Regions from separate parts of the Mus musculus genome. Here all the other regions are linked to region 1. Evidence: chromatin loops called from intact Hi-C (ENCODE). Cell type or tissue: heart. All regions are shown on one strand.

Region 1 (8,000 bases):
CAATGTGCAAGACTCAGGAGTAAGATCAAACACACCATCGACTACATTTTTTTTAAATCAAAGATTTCCCAAGATGATTCAACCAAAAATGAATATTTTTTAAAAAACATGGTGATAATTTTTTTCTCATGAGAAAAAATTAAATAAGATATATACAAAACAGAAACAAAACTAAAGTATACTATAGAAAATATGAGTTGAAAATGAGATCTCAAGCTGCAAAGTTAGCAAAAACATCTTTGTAAATGAAATAACTGTTATCCTAAGCAGATCAGAAAGAATGCAGATACAAAAGCAAAAAGAAAAAAGAAAAATACAATAAATGAATTGCATATACAATAATGGAGAAGAGTGACACAGAGACAGACTGGCAGAAAATGCAAAGCTTGTATTAGGTAGAACCTTTGTGTCTAGAATACAGTATACATAGTTTAGTAAGAATGCAACTCTAAGAAGTGATTTGTAAGCAAAACATTTAATCAACTTTCATCAAACAAGATAGACGAGCACCTGGCAAACAGATGACCAGCTGTGGAGTATGGAGCATCAGTAAATGTTAGGAAAATAAGGTAACGGCAGAGCTAGTGGTACTGGCATACCTTGCTGGTTTCACTGACCAGTGGTGAAGTAATTGGGAAAACAACCAGACAATTATGATGGTGAATACATGCTTACCCCATTACCCATTTTGTTGATAGTGATTTAAATTAAATAAACATGTATTTCAAAATGACTCATGTGCTGGAAGGCTTATGAGGGCAGCATTACTAATAGCAGCCCTTGAAGCATACAGGCATCTTTACATAGTCTGCTATGTAAAGAAACTGTATGGTCATCAACTCTGCAAAATATCCAGCTATAAAAAGCAATGAACAGGGATAATTCTCCAAAGCACCATACTGTAGGACATCAGCTGAACTCAGGAAGACTAAAGATAGTACCTCACAGAGGTGACCAACTTCAGGGATGTGGGGTAACAGAGGCCATTCTGAAAATATAAGAGAACTTGACAGTGATATTGGTTACATGGCTATATATAATTGCCAGAATCATCAAACTGTTGTTTAAAATGGGACTAATTATTCTACATAAGTTATACCTCAATGCATTAAGAAAATGCACCAAAAAAAAAAAAAAGATAATAAGATGATCTCAATACTAAAACACTCAGATTAGAAGACATGTTTTGCTTTTCTATCGTACGGAAAAACAATTGAATGAATGGATTAGCAGGCACCCCTCCCATTCCTTCTTTTTCCAAGGAATCAATGAGTCAGTCTGGAAGAGGCTGTCATCAACAATGATATATGCCAGGACCCAGCACAACGAGAGGACAAACTGAGGTTATCACACCTAAAATTCCCTTCCAGGATTGCAAGTGATTCAGAGGAAAGGAGAGGGGCGACATAGTCCGAGGAATTCAGTAGCTTGTGAATGTCTCTCCCATTGGCACTACTTACCTTGCTAATCTCATGGGGTTTCATCACATTCTCTGCTGTTCTCCAACACAGAACCTACTCCCTTCCCCAAACATTGCCTGATCTATGCTAGAAAGGAGACCAGAGATGATAAATACCACTGGAGCTCTCTCATGTCTATGAAATCATTGCTTCATCCATGTGAAACGACAACCACACACCCCACTGTCAGCCATCTTAATACCCAATTACCAGGTAGAATCGAGACTCCCAAAGCTTAATTAACCAGTCAGATTTATGTATCAATAATATCACAGTTTACAAAATGTAAATACAATAATTTCAGAGCAATTGATAATAATAAAAGCTCTATCCCAGTAGTTCTAACCTTGTGAAATCATAATTACTTGTGGCTCGAAAACACCACGCAGGTTCACATCATCAGCCATCTTCCTTCTTCTCCTACCCTGAGATACTCCCTGACTCTGCAACTCTTAAATCCACCTTCCTTTTTCTTGTCCAATCACAGGCCTCCCATTGCCCTGATGTGATTGGACAAGGAAAATCCTGCAACTGCAGACCTCTGCTGCATATGCATCTCGGACCAGCTTGTGTATGCTGCCTGGCTGGTGGCTCAGTGTCTGAGAGATCTCAGGGGTCCAGGTTAGTTGAGACTGCTGGTCTTCCTATGGGGTCATCTTCCTCAGCTTCTTCAAGCCTTTCCCTAATTCAACCACAGGAGTCCCTGGCTTCAGTTGGCTTAGGCATCTGTGCCTGTTTCAGTCAGCTGCTTGTTGGGCCTCTCAGAGGACTGCCATGCTAGGCTCTTGTCTGTAAGCACACCATAGCATCAGTAATAGTGTCAGAGCTAGAGTTTCCCCTTGAGATAGATCCCAAATTGAGCTTGTCACTGGACCACCTTTCCCTCAGTTTCTTCTCCATTTTTGTCCCTACAGTTCTTTTAGACAGGGACAGTTCTGGGTCAGAGTTTTTGACTGTCTGATGACATCCTCATCTCTCCACTTGATGCCCTGTCTTTCTACTGGAGATGGACTCTATATAGTCCCTCTCCCACTGTAGAGCATTTCATCTAAGGTCCCTCCCTTTGAGTCCTGATAGTCTCACATACTAAGTCTCTGATACTTTCTAGAGGGTCTCCCCACTTCCCACCTCCAGAGATTGCATATTTCCATTCATTCTGCTGACTCTCAGGGCTTCTCTCCTGCCCCCCATATCTGATCATGTTTCCTCTTTTCCCCTCCCCTCAATTCTCCCACAATTTAAAAAGTTATTGGTTCCTCTCATGCCATTTGAGTCACTACTGCATCAGTCTATCTTGGAGGTGGATCTCTGTTCCAAGTCACAGGTTTTGTAGCTTTCCCTGTCTGTCTTTATCAAACATTATTTACTAAAGTCATTCTAAGTGCTTTTTAGAGATTAACCATGCAATGCTGTCCATAGACTTTTAATGTAGCCTTACTTGTCATTCCAAATTTATAAATGAGGAAACAGGGACACAGATACACTGAAAAAAATTGCTCAGACCCTGCCTCATTCCATGCTCACTTTATTATATTGTGAACTGTCTATACTACACATGTAAGAGAATGAAGAAGCTCATGAACAAGAAACTACACCCACCTCTAAAGGGACTCCAATACTACAGTCAAGGAGTCTTAAACAGGTACCCCAATAAGCCAAGAGAAGGGTTAAACACTACACTGGGTTCATGGATATGTGCAAATGTCTACATCTCTAACAAGTATGCACGATGTCCCAAAATTCAAAGCTGTATTCTTTTTAAATTAAAGCTATTTCTTTCCCTAGGAGCAATTCAAGTTTTCTCCTTCATTGCAAGATTCTGGTTGGGAATAATGTTGTTTTATTTTTAAAATTTTCCGTACATATTATACTATAAACTCCCTGAAGATGAGCATACCATTTAATGGATACCTTTAGCATTAGGAGCAAAATTAACAAGCATTTGAGTTCTGACTCTTAATAACCCTTGTTTATTTTAGCCTAAATTTAGTGGCTCCCATTCCGAAAACTTCCATTCTAATTAAATTCACATCAACATTTTACATTCATCAGAAGGAATGCAGGAAAGACCCACTGTGTTTGTCTTGCAAGTAACTTTGAGGAGACTTAAGGAGACTTCAACTGAAGTCCAACCGAGTTGAGACTGAAGAATAATGGAAGGAAAGGGAAATTTAGAGAGGAGGAAAGTTGTGTTCTTCTTCAAGAGACCCGGGGTTTTAAAGGAGGTCGACCGCCCAGAAGGGTCTTATTCCTGCTTTTTATTTCTGCTCTTTATCTTGCCTATGTACTCCAGTCAAAACACTAGCTTTCTCTGAGTCTGGCTTTTTTTTTTTTTTTTTTCATTCTGCAACCCGTAGATAATTACAGCAATCCCAACCTCTTCAAGCTGTCTCGGGGCTTAACTGTGACTGCACGAAGGAAAATGATGGAAAACTTCTAAACTTTACTACAAATATCCACCATAGCAAAAGAAGGTGGGTGCACTGCTGCTACAGCTCAGTAATCGGAAGTAGGAGTCAATCTTATCTGTCCAGAACTTAACTCTCCCTGGTAGCCCTCACCTGCCCTCACGCAGCCTGAAAGCTGAGGGACACAGCAGGAAAAGAAAGTGACCCTAAGAAGCGGGGATGAAATGAGATGCCAAAGAAGGGAGGAGAGTGGAAACAGGGAGGGCTGGGGCGGGACTGTTTAATGTTCAAAATCAGTGCCAAGCTAAATTGGAAACATGAGTCTGCCTACCTGGAACTTACCTCATCCGTATATAATTTGTAACCTGAGATCCCCTCGCAGTGAAGTAAAAATAGCAAGGCTCTCTGGCAGGTCTGTTCTCTGCACAGTGGAAGGTCAGAATGGGGAAGGTAGGACTTGGGGAGAGCCAGAAAGCTGGGCCACAGAATGCCCATCATGTGGCTTTGGCAGGGATACCTTCTCCCCTGTCTCCTGCGATGACACAGAAAATACATCCGAGGAAGTGGTTTCAGGATTCCCCTGGGAAAAGCGGGTATGCTGTCCTCCGGGCACAATTTTTGTTCTCTTTGTTTTTGTCCTAGGCACTACTGAAGTACTGAGCGCCGCCAACCCCAAGTGCTTGAATCTGAAAGAGGCAAAGGCAGACCAAGTCACAGAGCAGATAGCTGAGCTTTTCAAGACATGCAGCTGGCACCTATCTCTGTGGACGAAATGATGTGCTAACTGCCCGTCTTGCTCTCTGTGAGTCTTTCCCTCACAGGAGAGCGTGCCAATGCGGATGGTTCACTTGCATCTACTCTAGCCATGCTTTGCTTTTGATGATGCAGGGATGAAGAAAGGCTTGGTGACTCTGTGCCCCACTGCGCGGAGAAGACGGGGAGAGAAGGAAGAAGATGGGGACATAAGGAGAAGACGGGGAACTGGCTGATTTGAGATTAATAACATCAAAAATGTGCTTGGAGGGGGAAGATTTTCATTCTTTGTGATGTCCGTATATGAAATAGTATTAATAGGGTGGATGCAATTCTGAGAATTCCTAAGCCTGCGTTAGTCCTGTTAGATAACTCTTGCTTCTGCTAATCATACTCAGAGCCCTTTGGGAGATCTAATTTCTCTCTCTCTCTCTCTCTCTCTCTCTCTCTCTCTCTCTCTCTCTCTCTCTCTCTCTCTCTCTCTCTCTCTCTCTCCTTTACCAGTACATCTTAGCCTTCATTGTTATAACTCCCTTTGTTCACATAAATGGGTTTGTTGCTCATTCCTTTTACAAACTGCAGTACTCCACTAGCTGCCATTTGGAGAGAAGGTATTCTTGTTCTCTCTATCGTTGATTATAAATTGAGTTTTAATCGTTGATTATAAACTTTGTTATGAAGCCTCAAGAGACAAAGCATGCCAGCTCTCCACCTCTTTGAGAGAAAGCTGCACAGAGTTACACAGCCAAGAGGAGAGGGGAAGAGAGCCTTCCCAACCTGGCCTGTACTCCTTCCTGGCTTCACCTCATTCGCTCCATAATTCCTCAAAGGCTAAAACTATTTTTTTTAAGATTTTATTTATTTTATGTATGTGAGTACACTGTAGCTGTCTTCAGACACACCGGAAGAGGGCATCTGATCCTATTACAGATGGTTGTGTGTCACCATGTGGTTGCTGGGAATTGAACTCAGGACCTCTGGAAGAGCAATCAGTGCTCTTAACCACTGAACCATCTCTCTAGTTTGCTAAAACTTTTTTAAAAATTCACTCCATTACCCTTCCTACAAAGGGGGTTGGAGGCAGGGGCTACTGTCTTGGAGTATTTTAACAATTCAGTGACATGGCCGAGATTTTCAAAAGACCTCCCAATTCATGCTGTCCAACAGAAATGTAATGCAAGCCATGTCTGTAATTTAGACTTGCAAGTAGCCACACTTCCAAAAGGCAGAGAAGAAGCTGGGGAAATTAATTATAATAACACATTTTCTTTAATCTGATGTATCCAAAATATTATCATTTCAAGACCTAGTCACCAAATCTATGTTAATGGAATATTTTACATTTATTTTCTTTCCTACTAAGTCTCTAAAAGCCAATGTGGATTTTACACACTGAGACAGTGCACTTTCATAAGAAATACTCACTTTATATTTAGCTTTGTCAAGACTTGCAGTTGAAAAAAAATAGATTCACATACACAAGTTGTGCCAAAAGTACTTAAATATTTCCTAAAATCTGAATCAAGTATAAGTGTTTTAAATTTAAAATAATTAAGATGAAATAAACATGGAAAGTCAGTTCTTCGGTCACAGAATCCCTTCTCATGGCTCCATTTGCTTAAGTGGTTATTGTGAGCGCTGAGGGTCTTGTATCCTGAAGGAGTGCTTGCTACCAAGAGGGGACTAAGAAGTGAAGCGTTTCTCTGTTGCTGCTTTCTCTTTAATCAATTCTTTTTTTATTAGATATTTTATTTATTTGCATTTCAAATGTTATCCCCTTTCCCAGTTTTTCCTCCACAAATCCCCCATCCCATCCCCCTCCCCCTGCTTCTATGAGAGTGCTCCCCTGTCCACCCACTCCCACCTCACTGCCCTGGGATTCCTCTATACTGGGGCATTGAGCCTTCGTTGGACCAAGGGCCTCTCCTCCCATTGATACCAGATAAGGCCGTCTGTTGCTGCTTTCTAATACGCTGAAGTTTGCTTAGCCCTGCAGCTTTAACTCTGACAGCAGCATAGTGACCTCTATGAGTGTCTTGGCAATATCCAGAAAACCAAGCATTGATGTGCCATTGTGCCTGTTTCCTATCACAGACAGCCATGGCAGGACAGGTGGTGACAAGCTTCTCTGGCCATTTGAAGCATTTCTGTTTGCTATATTGGTTTTACTATATCCAACTGGTTTTTCCTAGCTTCAGTGATGAAAATGGATAGATAGATAGATAGATAGATAGATAGATAGATAGATAGATAGATAGATAGATGATAGATAGATAGATAGATAGATGATAGAGTTCTAATGCTTATAAAATGTGGGTTACAAGAAAAATTAAATGTCATTGCTTGAAGTTTATGAACTCTTATGCTAAATAAAATGTCTATGAGCCTTAGTCAGAGTATTTAAGAAAAATAAATAACATATAAACAGGAGAGGGAGAAATAATATTGCTCGCTGATGACATGGTCAGAAACATAACTCTAGAGTGTTCTAAACACGGTAAGAACTGACAACCTCACTCAGTAAGCTTGTAGCACCTAAAGTAAATGTGACAATCAGTGGCACTGCCACCATCTCAAATGGCATTAAAATGATTAAACAAGAGAGGTGAAGATATGACTCAGTGGGCGAACTGTATGGCCTACAAGTATAAAGACTGCAATTCAAATTCTCAGAACCCAAGTGAGAAAAGCTGGGTGCTGCCACACATTAACACACATCTTTACTCTCAACACTGCAGAGAAAGAGACTGGAATATCCATAGAGCAAACTGGCCAATTAGCCTAGCTAAATTGATGAGCTACAAGATCATGTGTAAAACTCCTCAAAAAGAAGATTTAAGTGCAACCTAAATCTTCATAATCTTCATAATCTTCATAGCAACCTATGAAGACATTGACATTAACGTGTAACCTGAGCATGCATATGCACAGGTGCACACACTCAAAACTGTATACATATATTACACATACAAACGAAATAAAATTCAGTAAAGTGAAGTAAAATCATAAAATACCTAGGAATAAAGTTATTGGAGGCCCTGATAGATTTTTATGCTGAAAACTATAAGATACTATTGAAAGAAGTTGAAGAAGACAAAAGTGCGTAGGTATTCCCACTTTGAATTTGAATTAATACTTGTACAATATCTGTGCTACCCAAAGTTATGTGCACATTCAGTACAATGCCATTGAAATTCCAGTGATATTTCCCCCAGAAACAATAGGAACAATCTTAGACTCTATTTAGAGCCTAAAAAGAATACAAACAACCAATATAAAACTGTAAGCATTGTGTCATCTGCCTTTAGAATATATTACAAAACCGTAGGAGTCAAAACAACATAATACTACCCTCAGCAGACAAAATGACAAATGTAGC
Region 2 (8,000 bases), 490 kb before region 1:
TTAGGAAGTCCTACATCCTAATAGCTGGCTGGAAAGTGTTTTGGCTCTACTTATAAAATGTGTTTTGTTGTTGGAGTTGATTCATGGCACGGTCGCTTGGGTCTAGATTCTTAGACCCAACACTCACTGTCTTACTTCCTTATCGGGAAGTGATCCCATGCCTATGTGTTGTGTTTTGGGAGATGGAATAGAGTAAAATTTCATGGGTAAGTGATGGAAATGTGAGTTTATAATAATGGAGAGTCTCTCAGGGATAGGTAGACAGAATTAAGAGCAGAGCTTGCTAGGTGTTATTACCCTTAAAGGATAATATACATTGTCTTCAGTTTACCGTTCATCAATACAAAAGAGTGATAGTGGTGTCTAGGGAACGGAAGTTCCTTTGTACTTGGTTTTCCATGAACACTCTGAAGAGAGGCACTACCTTCTGAATGACGCCACAACAGTAGCCAGGGCCTGAGGTGCCTGCCTAAAGGAAAACATAGCCTCATCTCTCAAGAAAATACCCATGATGGCTGATTTTTTAAAAACTATTAATTTAATTTTATAAATAAGATTAAAATAACCGAGTGACTGAAAAGCCTGGTCGCCTAGAGAAAGGAAGCTGTATATCCCTGCGGACATTTGCAGTCTGTGGCACACTGGTTGTGAACAGCAGACTTTTCACAATGGCTCTGCCCCTGAGAGACTGCACAGCAGCCTTGAGCAGAGACCTTTGCTTATGGTCCCAGCAGCATTTGCTGGGGATTCCATGTTAAGGCAGACATAGGACATTAGGCTGAGGGTCTCAGCTCCCTTCCTGGGTCCTGCTGGCCAGTTCCCGGCATCACTTTGTCCTTGGACTGTTTCTAAATCCCTTCTAGAAGTTTTGGATTACCTTTAAAGGTTTCTTGTTTCCTAGAAACCAGACTTGGTGCAAATGGTTTTTCAACTGACTCTCACTCTACCCCCCAAACAATAAATAAATAAAAGATTCATTGGATTAAATGAACATTACAAACCCATTCTCTATTTCTGTACTAGAGCTGAATCCAAGACCCCAGGACTGCAAATGCGCAGTTCATCTGATAAATGAGGAGACCCAGGAGGGAACTTGCCTAAGATCACACAGCCCCAAGGGCCAGGGCCAAGGGCTGAACCAGCTCTGCAACTCTTGCTTTTCACATTCAATAAATGTTTCTGTCCATGCATACTTTGATACCTTTGCATTAACCTGCTTTATTGAGAAAATTATATGTAATTATCTAAAGGCGTGAGAGTATTTTGTATCTTTTTTAGAAAAAAATATTACATATAGACAATTTTTAAAATGTTTATTTCAATTTATATATTAAGATCTTTGTTCAGGACATTCATTTGGCTTAGCAATGAGTGATACTCAGATTGTATACATATTCTGACCAATTAAGTTAACAAAACTGTCATGCACAGAGTATCAACTTCTAAAAAATTTAAAAATTAAAATAAACTTGACACCCAAACTCTACTCATCATAATTCACTCTCACTTAATTTCTGCTTTTAGAATATGCCATGGCATATTTTGTAGTGGTCTTCAGTCTTTTGTATTAACATAATTTTACATTCTAAAGAAAAGCAGATATTGAAGGGTTGACAATTAAGCTGTCTTAAAGTAATATTTCATAAACTTCTCAAAAAGTTGTTACACAAGCATACTCCCAGGGCCCACTTTGTCAACTTCCTCACATTAAGGCATGGTGATAACTTAAAGATTTTCAGTTCATCTAGCAATCTGGGACCCCTATGATGGGCATTTACTTTTAAACAAGGGTTGGTAACAATGGGACATACACAGATGGGTAAGCAGAGAGAAAATGTCTTCTCAGTTGTGCAAACAACTCATTGAGAGCTAGGATAGTTACAGGAAGCGATGTCAGAGTTAGGGAGCCACAGTTAAGGCAGCATCCAGGAAAGACAGCCATGTATGCACGGACGTCTGCAGACAGCAACTTCCAGCCAGCCTTTACTGTTGTAACGGTACGTACCACTTCACACACTAAAGTGTCTCATTCTGTTCCCTATGAATTAAAACAAACACACAAACACACAAACAAACAAAGAAACCAAACTGTCCCATGAAATTAAAATCGTCTAAAAGAGCAATCCAAGGAGCTACATCTTAACCAAGATATACACTCTGATTTTGTTATAGATTTTTTTTTTCATTGTAGTAGTTTTAAATGGCATACTGACCAAGGTCAAAACAAAACTTTTCTTTGTAAGGGTAGTAACGCTAAAATCTGGTTGCATTATGGTAGATAACAATCTTTGATTAGTCTTCTTTTTGAAATTTTTTCTGTAATGAAAAAAAGATAAAGCAAAAGAAAGGAAAAGAAACACCCTGCCCCTTCCACTGGGGTCCAGTCTCCCATCTGTCCCCTGAAGAGATGTAACCTTGTGTAGCAATGTTTAAGTCAGCACGGTATTTACAACACGTATTAAGTGGTTTGTTATTTATTTCAAGACTTTAGCTGGCACAATATATTAACTATTAATGGCATTGTTCAAGGCTCCACTTGAGGAAGTTTTTCTCTTTCTTTTTCTTTAAATGAGATTGAGAAAGGAGGCAGAGGGAGAAAAAGTCCCCACCAGAACTATGCTCTTGTCTGCTTTGTTATTCCTTTAACCTGAATAAATTGCTGAAGTTAGAAACAGAAAGAAACTAGCTTCAGAAATCATAGTTTAGACACAGTACAATTTTATTAAACCCAGTCTAGTATTTTTTCCCTGCCATTCTAATATAACCTATTATGAGAATTTTCCCCCATAGACAGAAAAAAAAAATATAAACGTACCAACTTTCCCTCCCTAAGAGCTTCTTATTGTTCATTTTCATTGCTATTTAGAGAAAAGGCTCATTAAAATATTATGAAGCACATAGCATGATTATGTGCCAGCCTTCGCCAATGAGGAACATCTGTAGCACTGTGTATGTATATTTGTATTACAGCAAACTTGAGCGCAGACTCCCTTTCACCCCCTTTTACTTTGCTTGTGTCCTGCAATTCTTTGTCCTGACTACAGAGGAGGCAGGAGTGTGAAGCTGCACAGGCTAGCTACAGTGTGCTCATTGTCAGCCTTGCGGGGCTCCCCTGCCAGATGCCACTATTCTATCATTAGCCTGTAGCTCACACCAGGGGAAACCATGCCTTGCTAACGCTTCCAAACCTCTCCAAACTCTTTCCTCCTCGAGTTATTTTTAATATGTATCTTTCCTCCCTTCTCACTCTGGTGCAGAAAGCGACCCCAACACACCCCAAGTCCCCAAGTCTGGGCTTTCCCTTTTCTTTGCATTGGTCCTTTTGCTTTAAACCAAAGAGGCTTGGGCATAATAAAAATACTGAGAGTTTGCCTATACCACAGATATTTGTGGAAAGCACATGGTGCCATTTTGCCAGACCACTCTTATTTGTTAAACTGAGTTAAGTGTAATGTGATTCCAAAAACTGCCTTTAGAATGAAAGAAAAGGCTTGTAAAGCCAGAGAGATAATTGCCACAATCTGGGTTACAGCAGACACCAAACAAAGGAGCCCAATCCTGTTTTGTGTGTGTGTTGATTGTGTGCGTCTTTTTGTTTTGGTTTGGATTTTTCCTTGCTTGATGTACCCAAACAAGCGAAATCCTCCACGGTGTGCATGTTGAACGGCATAAAATCCACCCCGAATCCTGCAGAGCTGTAACAAAACACAGCCTCTGTTAGTGGACAGTGGCACATTTGTGGTACAAATGTCTTTTCAAAAGGGAAGGCTCTCTATCTCTCCCCCCTCGAGCAAACAAGCCTCAAGGAACACAGCTATCTCCAGTTGCCAAGACTTCAGTAGACACATATCTACCCTGCACCTGAAGCTGTAGGCTGATTGTGCACACATGAAGTCAATTTGAAAAGAACTTAGGTCCCCTAAATCTTACATCAGAATCCGTAACAATCTTAACGGATCCTTGCCCTTCTGCAGGGTTTTCAGGAGCACTGCTGTGTTATCAGCCTTCCCATTACTGAGCAGTGTCCTCTGGGATGGTTTGGTAGACTGGACCGTTCTGTTTTCCTTTCTCTGTCTGCCAATTGTTTCTAGATTCTAACCACTTTCCAAGACAATGATTTCCATACGTGCATCTGTATGTAAATATTAATAATCACTGCATGTGCACTTAAGTATAAAAAAATAAACACTGTTCCCACACATATTTCTTGTTTTAAAATTGCTGGTTCTTACTCCATAAAAACGGTTGTGTTCCCCGAAGCGCTCTGATAATGTCCGTTATTAAAGGAAAGGGAATAAACTTGCCTAATTTCCTGGTTTTATGTTTAGAAGAGAAGCTGGTAGGTCTGAGCTAAGCTTTCAGTCTGTTTGGAGGCAGATTATGTGTTATATGTTTTGAAACCAACATCTCTCATTTTCCCAGGAATCGCGACACTAGTTGCCGCTTTAAACTTCAGCTGGGCTGCCTCTTACAGCCTCAGCTGACCCCAGGCTTTCCTTCCTTTATTGCTAACATGCTTTTCTCCAGTAGTAGGTTTGTCAGAGAAAAGGGCAAAAACATGTCAGGGGCTTTCTTCCTTTTAGCTGTAGACGTTTGGCTGCCCAGACAGCAACAAGAGGGCACGAGGAGAGATGAAATGTATCAGGTCACTAAGGTGCATGTAAGGATAAACCCATGAAGGGCTCGATGCAGAACTTGGCAGTGCAACTGCCCTGCCGAGCCAAAAAGCCAGCCAGGGCATGGAAGCCTGTGATTATGGCTCGCTCTGAGAGCGAGACCCGCAGGGAGGGTGTGGAGGCTGCTTGGTGAGAAGTCTGTTTGGAAATACAAGGGGGCAAGATACGAAATGAGACAAGTCTTAGAGGATTCTGAGTCAAATCACGATGATGTTCATGTTCTTGACCTTTAAAAAAAAAAAAAAAAAGACAAAATAGCAATATTTCAAAATTCCACAAAAAAGATCAGGGTTTCCATTTTGAATTCTGTTTCATTTAAATCAGGTAGTTGGAAATGCACCCTTCAGGCACTTCAGTGAGAAGCGAAGCTTTTGGTTGAAATGCTCAACCCCAGAGGGAGCTAGGATGAGCCATTTGACAGTGTAGAGTAAGAAAGTTCCTTTTCCTCTTCTTTGCACTTTTTTTCCCCTAAATATGGCTGGAGTGCTTTAAAAAAAAAAAAAAACCTTAATGTTGGATTGAGTCATGAAATTTCTAATTTAACCATTTTTAAGTTGCTAAGGATAATTTAATTAGTTGAGCCTTACAATTCTTTTCCTTACATAAATCTGACTCTAATTTCTTGTGATTGACTCCCTAGGAGCCCTGTTCCGTCATTCGGCGGCTTCTCCTTTGCTCTCAGATACAGACGTTCTTCTTGTAAGAGTGCCTGTTCCAGTTTTACAAAGGTGAACAGAATCAAACCATTTAACACTTTACAGTGGCATCGAAGTGAAGGAAGTTCTCCTTCCGTCCCGTCTGAAGCTCTGCCACAGAATTTGGATTCCCAAATCGTTACACAATGGAAGTGACAAGGGCCAGGATGCCTGCATTTCAGGGTTTCTAGATCACTTGAAGTCCTAAACAAACAAACAAACGCAATCATGACAAAATAGATTTAAACGTGTAATACATTTGGAAGAGTTAGGTTCAAAGAAAAGTGTATTCCCACGTTCCGTGGTAGACTTAAAGCGATCTCCTTGTATTGCCGCACTGTCCTGAGGTTGGAGAAGGGAGTCTGCATGAACTATCCTCCATAATATAGAAACTATATGCTTCCTGGTGTATGGGAAAGCGGAGAGGACTTCCTTCCTCCTGGTTCTCTGGGAACGGTCCTGTATTCTGGATAGAGATGTGCAGGCTGAGCACCGGGTAGAAAGCACACACGCCCAGGATGCAGAGGAGGCTGGTATCTGGTGATGAGGCTGACTTGTAAAAGACCCCCGTGAAGGAGATTCTGAAATAGCTAACGCTGAGAACTAATTGACGTTTGAGCGTAATGTCTTTCCTAGATTTTAGGGGTCGATGCGAAGAGAGAAATCAAGTGCAGACCCGTTTGCTCCAGTTGTACGGTGGAGAAAGTACAGCTCCATCAGCTTAGAAACAGCACTGAAAGGGGAGCTTGAAAAGCAAAACACAACAGCACAACTTCATACACGCAATGTTCAAAGGGCAGTCTGCATGCAGCCTTACTTCTAGTCTCTGAGTATATAGTTATGTCGATCTGTATTTATTTTTACAAGTCATGTTACCTCATCTCCTAATTGTGTGCTTTGTTTAGGATATTTCCAGACCACCATCATAACATTATTTAAAATGTGATGTATTTCAGAAGAAGAATTCATTGAAAAACTTTTCTTTATAATTAGTAAATGAAAAAAAATATTTATTTTGAAACCAATAGGTGGTGCTGTGAATTTCTATATTTTAGTTCAAAGCAAGATATTTATTCCCCAGTCCTCAGTGGAATTAGAAATTTTCTACTTATCAAGGTTAAAGTTTTCATGTTAAAATAAAAAAGCCCAGACTGACTTCCACATACAGTTAGTTCTATGCCCATTTCCATTTCCTTGCAAAAATCAACCAAAATTCAGGGTGTAAAGGAAATCTCTCGAAGTTTTGGCTGGAAGGCATATTTACAGAAACTCATCCACGTGGCCTTTTCTATCCTCCCCACCCCCACACTCTCTTTCCATCTACTAATTGGAAAGACATGGAAATTCAGAATGAGAACATTATACTTACTTACTTGTCTGAACAGCCTTGGGGTGCTAGATATCTATAAAAGGCAATTCTTTCAGTGCTGCCACACCACAATTCTGTTATCTAGCTTCATAGACTCCCAGACCCCTGTTACCAGAGCTCAGGAGCTGCGCTGAGGCAGTTTAAAGTGAGCTGTGTTGGAGTAAGAGCAGCCTGTTGTCTGTCTTCATGGGGAACAACAAAGTGCTTCTGATGCACAGAAGGGAAATCTGACTGTTCAAACCCACAAAAAGTGAGCCTCTTTAGGAAAGACGGTGTATTTGTCATGGGTGTGTTCTCAGCAGGTGAAAAAAAATCCCTCCCTTCTTTATCTCTGCATATGAAACTGATATAAAGGAGAAACAGGAAGTTGCATGAGTTCTTGGAAAAGTGAATAAAAAGAAAGAAAGGAAGAATGAAAGAAAGAAAGAAAGAAAGAAAGAAAGAAAGAAAGAAAGAAAGAGGAGGGGAGGGGAGGGGAGGGGAGGGAAGGGAAGGGAAGGGAAGGGAAGGGAAGGGAAGGGAAGGGAAGGGAAGGGAAGGGAAGGAAAGGAAAGGAAAGGAAAGGAAAGGAAAGGAAAGGAAAGGAAAGGAAAGGAAAGGAAAGGAAAGGAAAGGAAAGGGACAGTGACAGCTATGCCTGTCTATATTAGCAACTCTATCTTTCCTCCAAAATCTGGTTGACATTTTTAGCCTCTCTTCCTCCAGATGTTTGGTACCTTGTGAAGATCACCTTAGCCACTTTGAAGTACTGGGGGAGCAGCCTGGTTGCCTATGAAAGGCAAGTTTGCAGAAGACATGGTAATTTGCATATGATTACATTGAATAAGCAGACCATGTTCCTCCCCTACTCCACCAGGACACTTCTCAGGATGACCCCTTCCTGAAGCTCTTAGCCCTTTCTTCCTACCCTTCAGGCAGTCAGGTTGCCTTCTCCCACTGAGATGGTGGGCGGTTGGAATGAAGCAACTATTAAATATCACTTCTCGGTGTTTCCTCCTTATACATAGTACTTAGGTTATGAGAGAAAACATGCGTGCAGAAGTGAACATGTCATAATAGATAATGATAACTCATTAATAGAAAGAGGGCATGGGGAGAGGTTGCTGAGAGTGCCTGTGGGCTGGGCTGGTGGCAGCTCACCTGGAGTACTCAATTAGAAGTGGAAACTACGTTTTAAAATGAAAGTGACAGTGTAGGGCATGATTGAGGGGCATAGTAAGAACGATGAAGAGATGGGAGAAGCACGTGTGATGGAGCATC
Region 3 (8,000 bases), 480 kb after region 1:
AGATTGAGCCACGGAACTAGAAGATGTCTCCGATCTGTTTTGCGCACCGCAGGTTCCCCACCCGCAGTTAATCATCCTGGCAATATTCGCTTGATCTGCCCGCAAGTAGCTTGTCTCCCCGTCCTTCCTGACACTTCCCTTCTCTGTTTACATCTTTCCATGCTGGGTCACCAGCCAGAGTTTTGGGCTTCCCGGACCTCTCGGGTGCCTTGGCAAAAACTCTTACAAACTTTTCGAGCGCACACTTGCGGGTGGGCTCTCTCCAAGCGGGTCTCTGGACTGCCAAGAGACCCTCTTCAGCCGAGAAGCCTGGAATAATTTTCAGCGCTCCGCTCCGAAGCCCCTGCTTTATTTCAGTTCAATGGGGGTGGGGAGGGGGCTCACAGACACAAGGATAATAAACAATGCTGCTTACTGAAGATACAAAGTGGGTACAGAAAAGAACCATGTAGAAAACCAAGAACGGAGACGTTTTTTTAACAAGTGGGTCAGACTCGGGGATGCCTTTGAAAAAGACTTGTAACGTAAAACCATTGGCGGTTCTCTAAAAGTACAGAATTACATGGAACAGGCGTTGTCAGAATGTGCTGGTTGGAGCGGTATTTATTTATTGGCTTTTGCCTCTGGAGACCAGCAGGAGCTGTTTATACCTGCCTACTCCTTGGTGCAAATCTTCTCCCTATCTCAAGGTCTCATTAAAAGGGTCTTCCAGGTGTCGGTATACTGTGCTACCGTTATTCTAGATGCCCTAAGAGCTGCAAGTAATGCTGGTAGTAGGGACTTTAGAGGAAGATGCAATTCTAACAGGCATTGCCCACATAATTCAAAGACAGGGAACTCTCTCTCCTTCCTTCCTTCCTTCCTTCCTTCCTTCCTTTCTTCCTTCCTTCCTTCCTTCCTTCACACACACACACACACACACACACACACACACACACACACACACACAGAGAGAGAGAGAGAGAGAGAGAGAGAGAGAGAGAGAGAGAGAGAGAGAGAGATTGAGATTGTGTTTTTGGTGCTGACTGTGACTGGGGATTAAGGGTTCCTTTTGGGTGTGGGTGAAACTGATTTCTACTCTGCCCAATGGCCTTGGGAAAGGGCTTCCCATCTGCTATAAACACCCCTCCTTACAATGTCAGAAAATCTGCCCACAAATATTGGCACCAAGCTGCCGTGACAGGCGGTGCTGCTTTAAATAGGAGGAAGGCAAACGACCCGGGCAGGCAAAAAGAAAGTCACAACCTTCCCAATGATCAGGCTACCTGCCTTCAGCCCCCTAAAGTCCAAAGGCAGAGACCTAGAAATTCTTCTTTCTAGAGGAGAGCAGAGTGTCTCAGCTGGATCCCAGACCTCTGTTCGATTTTAGAAACCATGTGTAGTACACATGCAGATGGGTCCCTGAAGACCAGTTGTTAAAGGGAAGCAAGGTAAGAGTCTGGTTTATCCTTAGCCACCTATCCCCCGTGTGCTTGTTCAGATAAAGGGGTCCAGTGGAAGAAATTTGAGAGGCGTTTAGCTCATCTCTTATGAGCAGTAGGTTCCTTTTGTTTTGTTTAAAGCCAGAGGGGAGCGTTTGATTAGGGAAGGTCTGCTGGGTTCAGTCCTGGATCCTAAGACAGGATTCACCCTAGGGAATTGAGGTGCTAGCTGTCACTTTTCCCTGGATGACCCAACCTTCAGTTATGCCCCTTCTGTTCCACTGAGGGCATTCTTCATCTCTGGAGATGGTTTGTGTGGATAGCTGCACCCATGAAACATCCGAAGGCCTTTCCCACCTCCCCTCAAAGATGATGACTTGTTTAAGGTCCAAGGCTCAGAAGTCATCAGCTCCCTAACATTCTGTACTTGTCCTGGAGACTGCTCCTTTGTCTCTGATTGGCCCCTCTCGGCACAGCCTGCAGGGCAGTTTCTCCTAGGAAGCATTCTATCTGCTAAGCCCAAGCTTGAGAGGCAATCCTCCTGCAAAGTGTGGCTAAATTGTAGACAGCATCTCAGGAAATTTTGGGTGAGGAACAGATCATCTTGGCTTCCGCACAGTTTTCTAAACCCAACTCTGTATTGTCATTTTGAAGAAACTGAGGCACGGGGGGGGGTGGGGGTGGGGGGGAGGGGTAGGGGGCAGATTTGACCCAAGGATGTGGGAGGAGCTGAGAGCAGGGCCTGGAGCAGCCTCAGAACATCTTGAGTTTGGAGTTCATTTGCTCAATTTGAAGGAGGTACAGAAGCTGACAATGAGCTACTGTTTAGTGGGTATCAACTGTGTGCCAGAGCACGTGCCATCTAGACATGTTACATAAGTCATCTTCCTAGCAGCTCTGACGAGTCTCATTAGCCCCAGCAAAATGTAAAAGATATAATAGGAAGACAGGCATAAATCAAATTTCTTCAAGTAATATAAAAACATAAACTGAAAGTGAAAGCCTTCAGCTTCACTCTTCCTCCCAAAATACCACCTATAGTTTTCATCTCAGTGGCCGAGTATATACCTGACAAATGCTATCATCTTTCTATGAGTCGAAGAGAAATGCTCTCAAGTAAACACAACATGGCTGCCTGTCTCCAGGCTCAGCCCTTCCCATTGCTCTCTGTGAACTAATAAGATGTATGTGAAATTTGTGAGTGAAACATTGTGATCAAAAAAGTTACAAGACGAGAGTTGATAGCAGCTTTTTGTTTTCTTTCTTTCTTTTTTTCTTTCTGTCCTGTTCAGGAGCCAAAATTGCTACATGTTTTCAGACACTGAGACCATATTAATTATCTGTAATAATTGTATACGTCCTAGGCCTTGTAATTGTATAAACTGTTCCTCTCCAAGCTTCATGACCAAGACCCTAAGGCTGCCTCCATCCTGTGGTAGCCAGGGCTGGGGAATGCCCATTAAGCTATGGCTTTCCTTGACTATCTCTTAGAGTTGTTGGGAGACTTCAATGAGAGATAAGAAAAGGGGCTGTGCAAATTTAAATCCTCTTTCTATAAATGTAATTGCTTTTTTTCTAAGATGTCTTTAGGATCCTCTATGCAGATGGAACAATGGAAAATTGTGTTTTTGTTTTTGTTTTAGGGGGAGCTGTCTCTCTCTTAGAACTGGCTATTCAGACCAGACTGGGCTCAGACTCACAGAGATCTGCTTGTCTCTGCCTCCTGAGTGCTGAGGTTAAAGGTTGAGCTGCCACATACAGCAAATTTGGGGACTTTGCAGAAGGCTGTGCTTTTGGTGGTTGGTGGTTACAGGAGATGCTCATTTATCTGTGGGAACAGGAGTGCAGGGTATCTCATATGGGAAGACGTTAGCATGTGTGGAGTAGATTTCTTCCTGCTGAAGTTGGTTAGGGCACAGAGAGATATAGGTACACTGTATTGAGTGGGTGACCGAGAGTAGCAGAGGTGTGTCCCCCACCCCCCAGATGCTTAGGCCTGTCCCTTTGGTAAGTATTTACTACCAAAAGCTAGTCACAGACTGTTGGGGACACATGCCTGTAAGAGGGTAACAGTTTCCCAGGAACAATTCTTTCATTTATTACGTTTCTTTTGTGAGTAGAAAGAATGAATATGTGCCTTTTCTCACGTGATGCTCATTTTGTCCTGATTTAAAAATTTTTTTTGCTTTGCATCTTTCTTTTGGATCATGATGAGAAGTGACAATAGGCCACTGGTAGGGTCTCCTAGGCTTAGCAGAGACACAGCCATGGGAAGGCCGCTAGTCCTTCCTGCTAAAGCCTGCAGCATGCACACAAGACTGTTTGGAGAATCTGGTGGCCTCTAGGAAGGAAGGAGATGAGATGAAGAAGCCTGGGGATTCAGCTGGTTCCAAGAAATGTGTAAGTAGAGGAAAATCGAGTTTCTTAAGACCAGCAAGGCTTCAGAGCCTGTCTCAAGGCTCTGAAGGACACCAGGACAAAGGATACTGCGCCCTCTGGTGTTAGATTCATATCGGATTCCAGAGAGCTGTGTGGAGACCAGCAGCCAGGAGCTTCCTAAACCAACCACAGAAAAGTTTCTTTTGTTTGCTAAGCACCTTGGAGTGGAATTTGACCTTCCTTTCTCAATTCTGCAGTCCAAGTAGAGACTGCTCTAGAGAGAGCTGTGTGCTGCATGCGGGCTACTGTATTTTATTTGGTTTTCTTTGCATAAAATTTAGGCTAGCAGGACAAAGCTTGTTTAAAAGCAAACCCTTTTGGTTGGTCTGCAAACAATAATTCTGCCTTGTGGGTGATGATCTGGTTTGAGGGGAACCATTTAAAATTTCAGAACCCCTTATTCCTTCTCTTAAAAGTAAAGAGTTTTGAATAAGATGTTCAAGGGCTCCCTTAAGCTCCAGGGTTGAATAACTGGTACACTGAGCCATCTTTTCTCGGAGCCCTGCAAATGGAATTTGTTAATTTCTTTGCAGGTGCAGGCACATTTTAGCATCCAAAGTTTCCTGATTCTGAGCAAAGATTTTCTAAAAGCGCAAAAAATATATCTCTTTTCAGCTCAGAAGCCCCTCACCCTCCAGTCTCAAGTGAAAACCCAGCTAGGAAGCTGGAGAGTGAGCGAGCACCACTCAGTCTCTGCTATTTCTTTTAAAAATAAAGTACTAAGTGTTGTGCTGGAAATTCTGCTCAGTGTCGCATGTGGTAGGTGTGAATACATGCTTTAATTGTTCTAGGCACTAGACCAAAAACTTCTCCAGAATTAGCAGGGTTTTCAGCTATAATCTGGCTAACATTTTTCTGCAAATAGGTATGAAGACCAGACTGAGTTGCCATCAACAATTACAGCTATTCCTCATCTAGTCAGGTGATCAGCCCCGGGGAAGAATTATGGCGCCACTGAGAGTTTTCCACTCCTCAAACCTGTATGTCTTGTCTCTGACGTGAGCAGTCGGTTATGCCTCCAGGCGGCCCCTTCCTTCTGCACTGCCTTTCAACTGTTATCTCTGTGCAATGGGCACAGTTTATTATTATTATCATCACTACTAGGGATCTCATGATTGCCCCGTAAAGAATACTTGAGCAGCAGCCTTAGTTCTGTAGCTATGAAGAGAAAGGGTGCAGTTGTTGTCCCGTATGAGATGGGGTCTGGAGGAGCCGGTCTCCCTCTGAGAGAGGTAAGCCAGGAAAAAGAATGTTACACAAAGCATGCAGATGAGATGCTTTGTGTAACTGACTCCTGCCTCACAAAGGGAAGACTCTGGGTGAGAAGGCTTTACCAGGTGGCTAATGGCAGTGACTTGGAGTACTGTGTCCCCCATTAAAGGAAACAACTGTGTTATGGGCTAAAATGCGTGCTTCCAAAATTCACCTTACCGTTCTAATCCCTTGTACCTCAGAGTGTGGTTGTATTTGGAGATAGGTTCATTTTTTTAAAAACTCCGTTCATTGATTACTTGTTTATTTGTTGTGTGTATGCACTTATGGAGGCCAGAGGACAACTTGTAGGAGTTGGCCTTCCACTTTTTGGGTTCCAGGGATCAAATTTAGACGATGATCAGTTTTGATGATCAGTTTTGGCAACAAGCACCTGCTGAGCCATGTCATCAGGCCCACGTGACAGGTTCTTTAGAGACATAATTGTGTCTCAGTGAGGTAAGCCTTAATCTAGGGTAACTGGCCTGGAACAGATGAAAGGTTGACAGAAATGTGTATAGAGCGAGACCATATAAAGATACAAGGACAAGGAACCAGATGCAAGGATCAGAGGCCCGATATAAACCAAGGAAAGATCCTCAACCCTGCTGATAACCTTGGTCTCAGATGTGAGACTCCAACTGTGAGGTGATTGCCTTTGTTTAAACTGCTAGATTTTGTGGCATTTGATTGTGGCAGTTCCATCAAACTAAAGCAAGTTGGTATGTGGCAGGAGCCAATTATGTGCATCCATTTGGAGATACAGATCCCATGTCAACAGATTTTCCAGTGTGAGAGTCTTTTATTTTTAAATTTTGGCACGAGAGCTGGCTTTATGGGTGTGCAACATAAGCAGTCACACAAGATCCATGACTTAGAAGCGGTCCATGTTTGTCTTGATGTGCTGCTCTCTCCAGCTTCAAATTCTTAATTTCCAACAGGGATCTTGTCTTTTCATATGTGACTAGGCCTCTGGACATCATGGAACTAGTCTAGTGACAAATGATATGAAATGCAAGTGATGTGTATATTAAGATTATGGGAGCCCAAATAAAACATGGCTGGGGGCTACAGTGACCTTGGGATATTGCATTGAATTTTTTGTTCTAACTGCATTAAGATTTTCCATCCCTAATAATCACTGGGAAAGAATTTATAGAACCCAGAATTTTGCCAGGGATGGAAGGAAAACCACAGATATGATTCTTTTAGATGAACTAATGTGGCCCAGGCTGTTGTTGTTATTGTTTGGGTTTTGGGTTTTTTGTTTGTTTATTTGTTTGTTTTAGAGTTCAGCTCTAAGAACCTTACAAGTATCATTTTATCGTTTCTTTTTTTTAAAATTGGATTAATTTTTAATCTCTGTGTGTAGGGTATGCATATCCATGTTTGTGTGTAGACACATGTATATGTACAGGCCAGAGGTCAGGCGTCTTCCTCAATCTCTCTTCACCTTATTTTTGAGACAGTGGCTCATACTAAATAGAGAGCTCATGCATGGTCTACAGTGGCTGCCCAGGGGATTCTGGGGATCCTCCCGTCTCTCCCCTTACTCCCAGCACCAAGATTAAAGACACATCAGCACAGGAGACCTTTATGTAGGTACTGGGAATCCAGATTAGGTCCCCAGGCATTCATGGCAGTACTTTGTCAACTGAACTCTTCCCTCAGACCCTCAGTGAGACTTTGGGGGTGAGTGGAACACTTTGGCTTAAAAGCGGTATGTTTGTGTGTCAAGCTGATAAAGGGTTAAGTGTTATGTTTAGCTCTAACTGTCAATTTGACATAAACTCTAATCGCACGGGAATACAGTTCCAATAAGGGATGGTGTACATTGGGTTAGTACAGAGGATTACCTTAATTAAGCTTATTGATGTGGGAAGACCAAGCCCACTGTGGGTCCAACCATTGCCACAGCAGATGTTCGGAACTGTGTGAGCGAAGAAAGCCACTTGAGCATAAGCAAGCCAATGAACAAGTGTGCATTCACGACTGTGGTCGTGATGTAACCAGCTGTTTCAGGTTCCTATTTTGACATCCCTACAACGATTGACTATAACCCTGAATTATAGGTTGAATAAATCCCTTTCCCTGTATGGTGTATATTACTTTTGGTCAGAGTGTTTTTATCACAGTATCAGAAATAAAACTGAGATTAAAAACAAAAAAAAAAAAACAAAAAACAAAACAAACAAACAACCCACCTCTGCTCCCTCTATGCTGAACTGTTCCTAGGTTCCTTACAGGGATCCCAGTTGGGATGAGTTTGGAGGATAAATAAGCCTCGGACCACCTGTGCGTGGAAATGTGCAGCCTTAGTCACGTACTATAGATGAACAGTAAGATATCTTTCCATTTCCTGGAGCATGTCATAGCAGGAGGTTAGAGTCTAGAAGAAAAAGGTTTAGATCCCATTTAAAGTATTGCAGCTATCAGTGAGACCGGGCCATGGGGCTGTTTTGGAGGCCCCTGCTTTTCTGGATATGTGTTGATTTATAAAGCACGCTGACAATAAGGTAGTGGAATGTTTGGACTCGAGGTCTGCTTTGCTAGTATTTCCACCCAGCACTAACCAGAGAGTGTAAATTTCAAAAGGAGTTATTTCTTATGCATGTTTTATGCCTATTCCCTCCAGGGAATAAATGAAAACTTGTTTGAGACACTCTGCATTCCTTGGAAGAAGGTCGCTATACATTAATATAGAGCTCTCTTTTTCTTTGCAGGCCCAGGACACACAGGACGGATGTTTCCAAGTCACTCGAGGGACACATGCCTGTGTCTCAGAAGTTGCTTCCCTGCCTCTACTCTGTGAATTTCCCAAACTCTCTAACTCTGATTCATCTTCATTCACTCTTCCCTGTAGTTTGTGTGTAAAGAGCCCTTAAAGCA

What was found. Hi-C counts contacts between places; a loop is a spot of excess contacts. Peaks named below come from ENCODE experiments on the same cell type or tissue, not always from the same donor. Only the 100,000 strongest peaks of a DNase experiment are listed, where the experiment ranks them.
Region 2: it touches region 1 in a loop (2.9-fold over the local background); 2 of 42 quality-filtered maps call a loop at or near these places.
Region 3: it touches region 1 in a loop (2.5-fold over the local background); 3 of 42 quality-filtered maps call a loop at or near these places.

What each region holds. Positions count from the first base shown.
Region 1 is chr4:82,061,580-82,069,579 of GRCm38, forward strand. Gm11264 (predicted gene 11264) reads right to left here and starts at 4,311. Exons shown (of 6, transcript NR_151604.1): 1 at 4,211-4,311. Gm5860 (predicted gene 5860) reads left to right here and starts at 3,801. Exons shown (of 3, transcript NR_040659.1): 1 at 3,801-4,461. In heart, no CTCF peak of the experiment used is centred here; DNase peaks (open chromatin) are centred at 4,382 and 6,652; H3K4me3 peaks cover 989 bases; H3K27ac peaks cover 4,124 bases.
Region 2 is chr4:81,576,090-81,584,089 of GRCm38, forward strand. No RefSeq gene overlaps it. Among named protein-coding and RNA genes, the nearest start is that of Mpdz, 140 kb to the left of the region's middle. In heart, CTCF peaks have their summits at 3,034 and 6,393; a DNase peak (open chromatin) is centred at 4,702; H3K27ac peaks cover 2,364 bases.
Region 3 is chr4:82,538,402-82,546,401 of GRCm38, forward strand. Gm11266 (predicted gene 11266) reads left to right here. Exons shown (of 2, transcript NR_137202.1): 2 at 7,835-8,000. Among named protein-coding and RNA genes, the nearest start is that of Gm11266, 34 kb to the left of the region's middle. In heart, a CTCF peak has its summit at 3,928 (motif pointing left); DNase peaks (open chromatin) are centred at 140 and 3,900; H3K4me3 peaks cover 812 bases; H3K27ac peaks cover 2,767 bases.